Linked DNA regions of Homo sapiens: region 1 is linked to region 2. The links are chromatin contacts, found by Hi-C or POLR2A ChIA-PET in ENCODE. All regions are on one chromosome and are shown on one strand. Each heading gives the region's core, a stretch centred on a gene start or an enhancer-like site at or near the end of the contact. The rest is flanking DNA. Distances are from core to core; before and after follow the strand shown.

The links. Hi-C counts contacts between places; a loop is a spot of excess contacts on that map. ChIA-PET counts read pairs that join two places held with the same protein, here RNA polymerase II (POLR2A). Pooled maps may share reads with other maps.
Region 1: a pooled map shows a loop between it and region 2 (2.3-fold over the local background). The contact joins two enhancer-like sites. A Hi-C loop is called at or near these places in 1 of 50 pooled maps. POLR2A ChIA-PET finds 5 or more read pairs at or near these places in 3 of 52 experiments (GM12878, activated B cell and activated CD4-positive, alpha-beta T cell).

What each region holds. Positions count from the first base shown.
Region 1 is chr19:44,986,869-44,991,554 of GRCh38, forward strand. It overlaps CLPTM1 (CLPTM1 regulator of GABA type A receptor forward trafficking), which reads left to right. Exons shown (of 14, transcript NM_001294.4): 8 at 311-555; 9 at 1,212-1,305; 10 at 3,527-3,717; 11 at 3,982-4,077; 12 at 4,370-4,505. Among named protein-coding and RNA genes, the nearest start is that of RELB, 12 kb to the right of the region's middle. RefSeq lists enhancers at 2,233-2,392, 2,873-2,922. Within about 2 kb of position 2,468, at least 4 of the 41 ENCODE cell types and tissues checked have a DNase peak (open chromatin) inside an H3K27ac peak, as active enhancers do.
Region 2 is chr19:44,751,573-44,756,521 of GRCh38, forward strand. BCL3 (BCL3 transcription coactivator) reads left to right here. Exons shown (of 9, transcript NM_005178.5): 3 at 4,660-4,768. Among named protein-coding and RNA genes, the nearest start is that of MIR8085, 4.6 kb to the right of the region's middle. RefSeq lists enhancers at 1,862-1,931, 3,142-3,301, 3,455-4,165 and silencers at 2,052-2,261, 2,342-2,421. Within about 2 kb of position 2,324, at least 40 of the 41 ENCODE cell types and tissues checked have a DNase peak (open chromatin) inside an H3K27ac peak, as active enhancers do.

The DNA of each region.
Region 1 (4,686 bases), core at 1,218-3,717, 240 kb after region 2:
GCAGTATCACTTAAAAGCCACAATTTCTGGCTTATTTTATAAAACTGGGTTACATGGTCACCCACAGGGCAGCCGTGGGCTGGAGCTGAGCCACAGCTGCCCCCTTCAGTGGGGACCTGCCTGCCCTTTGCCTCAGTCCCCTCTGCTGAGGTCAAGGCACCCTTTAGCTCCTCATGGTGTGGCCTAGAAATGTCCCCTGTCCTCCAGTCTCTGTAGAGGGGCCCTGTTGGGTCTCTCCAGACATCTGAGGCCTGCGGGTACCCTGGCCTCCTGCCCGGGCCAAATGGTGCCCCTGCCCCACGTGCTGCAGATGTGAAGTTCGACGCCGTGAGCGGTGACTACTATCCCATCATCTACTTCAATGACTACTGGAACCTGCAGAAGGACTACTACCCCATCAACGAGAGCCTGGCCAGCCTGCCGCTCCGCGTCTCCTTCTGCCCACTCTCGCTTTGGCGCTGGCAGCTCTATGCTGCCCAGAGCACCAAGTCGCCCTGGAACTTCCTGGGTGATGAGTTGTACGAGCAGTCAGATGAGGAGCAGGACTCGGTGAAGGTGAGTGCGGCCGGTGTGGGCGGGACTTCCCGGTGCCTTCCTGGGCGCAAGAGGCCAAGAGGAAGTGTGCCAGGCCTGGGCTGTGGGACCTCCCGCCTGGTGCTCCTCTGCCCACAGTTTCACAACCTCCCAGGTCCCTTCTCCACAGTGAAAGGAAGTGGGCACCCAGCCCTCCAGCCCTAGATGACTGGGGGTCCTCTCCCCAGGCTGTTCTGTTGGACCCTTTGGGTCCAGACCTGTCCCTTCCTCCTTCTGTCCCAGACCTTGTGTCCCTGGCCCTGGCTCCAACTCTGTGTCTCTGCCATCTCACTGGGTCCTGAAATGTCAGCCTGTGTCTGTGGCGTGAGGCTCGGCTTTGCCTCCTGGGCTGTCGTCACTGTTGGGTCTCTGCTCCTGGCTCCCAGTGTCCCTTCACCCACTCCCCGCAGCACTCCCTTGGCCTCTGCCTCTTCCCCTAGTGCCATCTCCCCGTCTCTTCTGTCTTTGTGAGTCACCCTCCTCTCTCTCCCCATCTGCCCATCTCTGACCCAGTCTCCTCCTGGCTGGCCCACCTTCAGCCTCCCTCTACAGGCGGCCCCAGGGGCAGCCCTCGGGACAAAAGCTAGTGAAGGTGCTCCTGGGTGGGGACAGGCTGTGCTCACATGTGTCCCCTGCAGGTGGCCCTGCTGGAGACCAACCCCTACCTGCTGGCGCTCACCATCATCGTGTCTATCGTTCACAGTGTCTTCGAGTTCCTGGCCTTCAAGAATGGTAGGAACAGGACCCCAGGGCTAGTGAGAGGCTGTGCAGGGTGGGGGACAGGACCTGCCCCCTTCCTCCTCCCCTCCCTCCCCACATGTCCTCCCCCTGCCTGGGGTCTCTCAGCCCCACTCTCCAGAGGCCTAGTGAGCTGGGGAGGGGCAGTGGCCCCAAAACTCCCAACCCAGAAATTCCCACCCACCGGGTGTGGAGCTGAGGGAGGGGCTGGCCCGCTGGTGGGGCAGAGGCCAGGCCAATACTGCCAGGAAGCAGGGCTGGGGAACTCCAGAGCCAAGAGCAGGGAAGCCCCGGAGCTGCTCCCGCCACCCTGCCCGGCAGGCTGCCTGCTGCGGGAGGCCGCTTAGGGCTGAGTGGACGGGGCCTGCCCAAGTGGGAAGGAGGAGCACTGTCCCCCAAAGGTCCCTAGGTTCTAAGGCTGACCATACTGATGGCCAGCGTTTGAGGAGAAGCAGCCACATGCCAGGCACTGTCCTGGGTACCCTCCCCAGTAGCTCCTTGAGCCCTGTGGGAGCCAGAGGCTCAGGGATGTCACTTGCCCAGTCACACGGTTCCTAAGGGGCAGATGGTTCCAGCCCCAACTCTCATCTTCTAGGCCCTGCAGGCCACTTCTTCCTTGCCCAGAGCACCCCAGTCTGAAGGAGTGGCCTGCGGCCCTGTAGCTCCCGCAGGCGGCAAGAGGAATGAGTAGTAGTATTCCTGGTATTAAGATGCTATTGCCGGCCTGGTGGTGGCTCTCGCCTGTAATCCCAGCACTTTGGGAGGCCAAGGTGGGAGGATCACCTAAGCCCCGGAGTTTGAGACCAGCCTGGGCAACAAAGCGAGATTCGTTTCTACACAATTTTTTTTAAGAATTAGCTGGGCATGGCAGCGTGTGCCTATGGTCTCAGCTACTCGGGAGGCTTGGGCCTGAAAGGTCAAGGCTGCCGTGAGCCATGATCACACCACTGAACTCCATCCTAGGCAACAGAGTGACACCCTGTTCCAAAAAAAAGGACGCTCTTGCCATTATTGAGAACTACCATCTGGAAGAATGCAGTGTCATACGGGCACAGGAGCTGGTGCCGACCCCAGCCAGCCATCTACCAGCTGTCGCTGGGAGACGGGACCCTTCTGCCTAGGAGCTGGCTTGGCTGGGGTCCAGTGAGAAATGAGGCACAAGAAGGCTGTCCTCCCCAGTGTCATGCAGCAGGGGGCGCAGGCCTCACTTGGCACCAGTGCTGTGTGGCCTCCCTGGTCTAAGGAGAGGCTTGGGCCCAACTGCTCCCACGAGAACCCACCAGAACCCTGTCTCCAGACCCATTCTTCTCAGTTGGGACAGGGGTCATTCTGATGGGCAGGGGTGGGTGGGGTGAGGCTATGGAGTGTGCCAGAGCTCTGGGATGTGGGGGAGCTCTGGGATGTGGGGGAGCTCTGGGATGGGGTAGGGTGCACATGGACCAGAATTCACAGCCCTCACTCCCTGAGTGCAGAGCTGGCCCTGACTCTGCAGGACTGCAGACCTGGCTCCACCACTGTGCTACAGACGTGGTGGCTCAGCCTCCTGTGGCTGCGGTTAGATGCTCAGCCGGGCGGGGTCAAGAGAGGGGTGTCCGTGGTGAGACCAGGGCTCAGAGAGGAGCATGCTGACATGGATCCTTGGCAGCATCTAGGCGGAGCACTGGAAGGAGCTCCAGACTGGAGCCCAGGGCCCTTTTCAGTTTCCTGAGCATGGCTGTGAGCCAGTTCCTTCCCGGTGTCAGGGCAGGGGCCTGGAGGAGGTGGTCTTGAAGTGCATGCCACAGATCTTCCTTCCCAGGGAGGGCGAGCTGGCACCATGGTGTGGCACAGACCCCGCGTCCCTTCAGATTCTGCCATGCCAGGCTGTTTGGCCTCAGGGAAGCAGCTTCCCTGACCAGTCCTTAGCACCTGGCACGTGGTGAGCCCTGTCCATGGCACCAGTCACCGTCACCATCAGTCAAGGGACTGCACCTTGGGGTGCTGGGTGCTGACGTCCTATGGGAGGGCTCCAGGGGTGCCGCCTGTCTGGTGCTCTGGGGGTCACCCAATGAATATGAGAGCCTTCCTGGGAGAGAGGGGTCTCGTTCAGCACCCCTCCTGAGGACCCAGCCCCACCCCAGGGTGTGAGGATGCAGGCCAAGGGGGCCTGAGGGAGCTGCAGTAGGGTCTCAGCACCTCCTCAGCCTCCTGGTTCCCCCCTACCCCCTGCGCACAGATATCCAGTTCTGGAACAGCCGGCAGTCCCTGGAGGGCCTGTCCGTGCGCTCCGTCTTCTTCGGCGTTTTCCAGTCATTCGTGGTCCTCCTCTACATCCTGGACAACGAGACCAACTTCGTGGTCCAGGTCAGCGTCTTCATTGGGGTCCTCATCGACCTCTGGAAGATCACCAAGGTCATGGACGTCCGGGTAAGGCTGGGGCGCCATGCTGTCTCGGGAGCTGCAGGGGTTGGGAGGGGGTAGTGTGGCCCAGCTGGACCCTGGAGCTGGCCCCCGGGGGATTCCCAGCAAGTGCCTCACTCCCAGGACTGAGGGGATTTTCTCACCAGGGGATTTTTTGGGTCACACATGGGGCAGGGGAACTGGGAACGGTGGGGAAGGGCAGGGGCTGGTTCTGGCTTGTGGGGTGGGAGCCAGCGTAGCAACTGACCATGGCACCCACCTCATCCACAGCTGGACCGAGAGCACAGGGTGGCAGGAATCTTCCCCCGCCTATCCTTCAAGGACAAGTCCACGTATATCGAGTCCTCGACCAAAGTGTATGATGATGTGAGTGTCCTGCACAGTGGGCCCCTGGGGGTGGTCTCCAGGTACCACGTATCCCTGAGGCACCCGGGGCCGGCCATCTGTCTGCCGGACCCATGCTTTACAGCCTGTGCCACATCCTCTGTGTCCCCCATCTGCCATAACTGCTTCCCTGGGCGAGTCCGGAGTCCCCAGGGCTACCTGGAAATTCCCCCTGCCCGGCCTGCCAGACCAGGTGTGGTGGGTGAGGGCGGGGAGCAGGGCTGCCAGGCAGGGCTGAGGAGCTGGCTGACAGCCCCACCCTGTGGCCCCACAGATGGCATTCCGGTACCTGTCCTGGATCCTCTTCCCGCTCCTGGGCTGCTATGCCGTCTACAGTCTTCTGTACCTGGAGCACAAGGGCTGGTACTCCTGGGTGCTCAGCATGCTCTACGGCTTCCTGCTGACCTTCGGTGAGCGGTCCGGCCGCCCCAGGAGAGAGCAGGCCCCATGCTGCGCAGGGCTCACAGCCCCAGTGTAGGAGACAGACCCATCCCCAGACAGGGACAACCTAGGGTGGGCAGAGCTGGGATATAGGGAGGCCCGAGGGCACACATGGCCCCATCTGGGGTCAGAGAGGACTTCAGGGAGGAC
Region 2 (4,949 bases), core at 1,074-3,573:
TACCTCCTAGGCCACTATTTTTGTTTGGTTTTTGTTTTTGTTTTTTTGAGACAGGGTCTCACTCTGTCGCCCAGGCTGGAGTGCAGTGGCACGATCTCAGCTCACTGCAACCTCTGCCCCCCAAGTTCAAGTGAGTCTCATGCCACAGCCTCCCGAGTAGCTGAGACTACAGGTGCCCACTGCCAAGCCTGGCTAATTTTTGTATTTTTTGGTAGAGACAGGGTTTCACCATGTTGGCCAGGTTGGTCTCAAACTCCTGACCTCAAGTGATCCACTCGCCTTGGCCTCCCAAAGTGCTGGGATTACAGGCATGAGCCCCAAGCCCACCCCTAGAACACTATTTTTGGAACGGTGGTCTTTAGATATTTTGTCACAACCTAAAAACAAGAAAGACAGTTCATTGATTAACTTACTATATGAATTATACATGTAAAACTATCACTGGACCTGGCATAAATGTTGAGTAAGTGTTTGTTAATATTACTATTATTTTATCTCAAACCCAGCACACACACACACACACACACACACACACACAAACTTGAAATTAAAATTGCACAAAATGAAACAATACTCGCCCTTACTATGTGGGTTCTACTGTGACATTTTCTTTTTTTCTTTTTTTCTTTTTCTTTTTTTTTTTTCTGAGACAGGGTCTCGATCTGTCACCCAGGCTGGAGTGCAGTGGTGCAATCATAGCTCACTGCAGCCTTGATCTCTTGGGCTCAAATGATCCTCCCACCTCAGCCTCCTGAGTAGCTGGGACCACAGACGCTACCCCCACACCTGGCTAATTTTTGTATTTTTTTTTTGTAGAAACACAGCAGTCTTGCTATGTTGCCCAGACTGGTCTCAAACTCCTGGGCTTAAGTGATCCTCCCACCTCAGCCTCCCAAAGTGCTGAGATTACAGATGTGAGCCACCGAGCCCAGCTTACAGCTTTACTTTGCCATTTTCTATTCTAGTCGACTTCATTGTTTCATGGTCACAGCCCACTACATTAATTTGAAGATCCCCTAAATTGATTTCACAACCCCCATGGTTTATCACCTGCAGTCTGAAGAACATGTTTGTGAGGCTGCTGAGAAGTCCTGCACGGGAGGGTTTGGTCTGTGCCTAGCACATAGTAAGCACTCACTGCAATTGATCATCATGATTCTTATTATTCTATTGACCTGGGTTGGAATCTCAGCGTGGCCACGTTCTACTCCCTCTGTGCCTCAGTTTCCCTCTCTGTAAAAACAGGAACCATCGCGTGTGAGGGTCTCTGGGAGGAAGAAATGACATGATTTATACAAAGCACTTCTGTGAGAATTAGTTTGGGGCCTGGAAACCACAGGTAGAGATGAACAGGCCTGTTTCTGCAGAGAAGTAGCAGAGGGCTGCTCCGCCACTGGCCCACTGAGTGATTTCATGTCCCTGAGTCTCAGTTTCCCTATTTGGAAACTGGGTCTCATAATAGCACCTATCACAATTAGGATTCAGTGAGATCTTGTACACATGTATTAATACAGTGCACAGAACAGGGCTGGGCAAACAGTAAGTGCTCAATGCATGGAAATGGGTAATGTTTGAGCAGAGCTCCCAGGGTGGTTGCAGGCCATCTCCAGAGCCCTAGCAGGAGAAAGTGGCCTAGATTATAAAGAGCTAATAAAACCTAGTTCCCTCCCCTTCTGGGTACCTCTGGGGGGTCATCTATGAAATGGGCTTAATCAGACAGTCTCTGCCCCCAGTGGTGAGCTGTCCATGCTGTTGAAAAGCAGGGTGCTTGCCAGAGGCCACCCGGCCCACCAGTCTCCAGCCCCAGGCCCTCCCCACACCCTCCCTCTCCGACTCTCCCCCAAGGCAAACACTTCTGCCTCAGCTGCCTGCTGGGGGAAATCCCTTCCCGCAGAACTTGACCGCAACCCAGCTGCTCTGCCTCCCCCACGTCAGCACCCGTCACTCACTCGCAGCCTCCCCCCTCCTGGCGCTTCCTCCAACCTTAACCCCTTCCGCTGGGGCTGAGACTTTACCGGAACGGGCAGCGGCCCGGCCCCAGCCTGCGCCACCGGCTCCTCTTCACACCCGCGGGGGAGGGCAGTGGGGGCGAGGAGGGCGGGGGACGCTAAGTCTGGGTCCCCGCAGAAGCCAAAAGGTTGGGAGGCTGGGCTTCCATCTCCTCACAGGCGGGTACGAGCCTTGGGGCATTTGGACCCCCAAGAGGTTAGGGACTGGGCAGCCAGAAACCTGGGGAGGGGGCAGGAAGGCGGGGGCGGGGGGGGGGGGTGATGTTCTGATTCTCAGAAGGCAGAAGTTGGGGAACTGTATTCCTTAATCTCCGAGGGGATGAGGAGCAGCTTGGCAGCTTGGGGACCTGGCACTCAGAGGGGCTTTACGGGCAGGACCAGATACAGAAATTTGCAGAGTCCCTTGTTCAAAACTTAAGAATTTCACGACAGCGGCAGCAGGACGTTGGGCTGGTGAAACTGGTCACGCCAAGGGGCCTGAAAGTCTGTGTTCCCAAAGGGCCAGGGTTTGAGGCGCTGTATTTCTGGGTCTCTGAGGGGACAAGGACTGGCAAGGTAGTTTGGGATCCTGGAGCTCTGAAGGACGGGGGAAGTCCTTATTCTTAAAGAAGAGTTAGGGCTATTTCTGGCTCCCAAGAGATGTTGGGGGTGGATGCCGGGATAAGGAGGACTTGCAGCCAGCTGGAGCCTGAGCTCTGCGGGGTGGAGTTCCAGAGGGTCCCCCAGGCGGGAGGACTCGGGATTATGCGCCCCCCCTACACACACACACCTCAAGGGAGCTAGGTCTTCTTGGGCTGGGCACTCCCTTCCCCCGCCCCATTCGAGGATGGAAGTTGGGGTGCCAGGGGTGGCCAGGGTAGATCCCCGGCGGGACAGGCTTCCCTCCCCCGGGAGCAGGAAGCAGAGCCCCGCCCAGCAGACCTGTTACTGGAAGTCCGAGGGCTGGGTCGCCCCTCCCGTCCCCACTTCCTCCAGCCCCGCCCCACCCCCTGCGGCCCGCGCGTTTATGGGAACTCAGGCCTGGACGGTTTCTCTGAAATCATTCGCTGCGTCTGCCCTCACTTAACCCTGGCCGCCCCGAGAGGGACCCAGGCCAGGCGTCCTGGGAGATGCAGAGAAGGGGGGACCCTTCCCAGGGACCCCGGCCCCTCCCTCAACATTTTATTTTTAAATTTGGCTTTCACGGATTAGGAGTCAGGTTCAGCGATTCACCTGCGTGATCTCACCCTGGCATGTGGACGCTGTACTTTACATAAGAGAAAACTGAGGCTCCGAAAGGCCCCCATGGCTTTGCCCTAGCACGCGGCTACGCTAGGAGGGGTTGTGGCCCAATTTGCAACTCTGGCCCCGGGATTTCTGCACTCCATCAGAACCACCTGGGAGGCTAGTTTAAACTGGATTCTAGAGACACATTCCACAAGAGAAACGGGTGCTGGTGAGAAAGGAATTACTTAGTAAACTTTAAATAAAGATCCTGCCACCCACTGTGTACACGCAGTCCTCCTTGGGTCCTCCACTCTGTCCCCCACCCCATGCAAACAGCACAGGCGTGCACAAGCACGCACGCATGCACACACACCAGTCTCTGAATAGCTGTTCTAGGTTGGGGTCTCTGGAAACTGAGCAGGAAGTTTATTGGAAATGCTCTCCATCAACACCTGTGGGATGAAGGAAGCCCATCTGGGCAGAGGGAGAAGTTGAGCTGCTGTGTCGCCTCCACACGGCCTCAGCTGTCCCACAGGGAATATTGAAGCTGGAATGGCCTTCAGCATTGGGGTCAGGAGGCTAGGCCTTCTATGCTGGCATTAACCAGTGACTGGATGCCATTGAAGGGCAGCTGCCCTTGATTCACATGGGGCGTGACCTTGGACAAGCAGCTCTCTTGAGTTGAGGGTAATTCCCAAATGGTCTGAAAGCTGACAATCTTCCCAGAAGCTGAGGGAGTGAGTCCTTCAGTCTAGAAGGGGGTTCTGGACTGTACCGCCTCCAGAACAATGGCCCCATCCCAGTTTGTCCTCACCTCCCTTTTAGTCAAAACTTTTGTTCCAGACTGGGCGTGGTGGCTCACGCCTGTAATCCCAGCACTTTGGGAGGCTGAGGCTGAGGCAGGAGGATCACTTGAACCCAGCAGTTAGAGACCAGCCTGGCCAACATGGTGAAACCATGTCTCTACTAAAAATACAAAAGTTAGCTGGGCGCGATGGCACACATCTGTAATCCCAGCTACTCAGGAGGCTGAGGTTGGATGATCGCTTGAACCTGGGAGGCAGAGATTGCAGTGAGCACAAGATAGCACCACTGCACTCCAGCCTGGGCGATAGAACAACACTCCGTCTCAAACAAATAAAATAAAATAAAATAAAAGGGTCCCTCTGGCTGTTGTGTGGGGGACAGACAGTAGAGCATAGGTGGAAGCAGAGAAGCCATGAGGATGGAACTGTACTAGACCAGCAGGGAGCCAGTGGTGGCTAAAGCAGGATGGAGGGAGCGGGTGGTAAATCAGGATGGAGGGAGTGGGTGGGGAGAAGTGTTTGAATACTGGGGACATTTCCAAAGTATTCAACACATTGGAGTTAGCATTGCCAACAGCATGAGGGTGAGAGGTGAACAACCCCTAATGCCTGTGATTCCTTCACTCCCCCACCCCCAGGCCTCTCCATATTGCTGTGGTGCAGGGTAACCTGCCAGCTGTGCACCGGCTGGTCAACCTCTTCCAGCAGGGGGGCCGGGAGCTCGACATCTACAACAACCTACGGCAGGTGAGGCTCGGTCTGAGGGAGGAGGGCTGGGGCCTGGACTCCTGGGTCTGACAGAGGAGGGGCTGGGGGCCTGAACTCCTGGGTCTGAGGGAGGGGGGCTGGGGCCTGGACCCCTGGGTCTGAGGGAGGAGGGACTGGTGCCTGGACTCCTGGGTCTGATGGAGGAGGGCTGCGGGCCTGG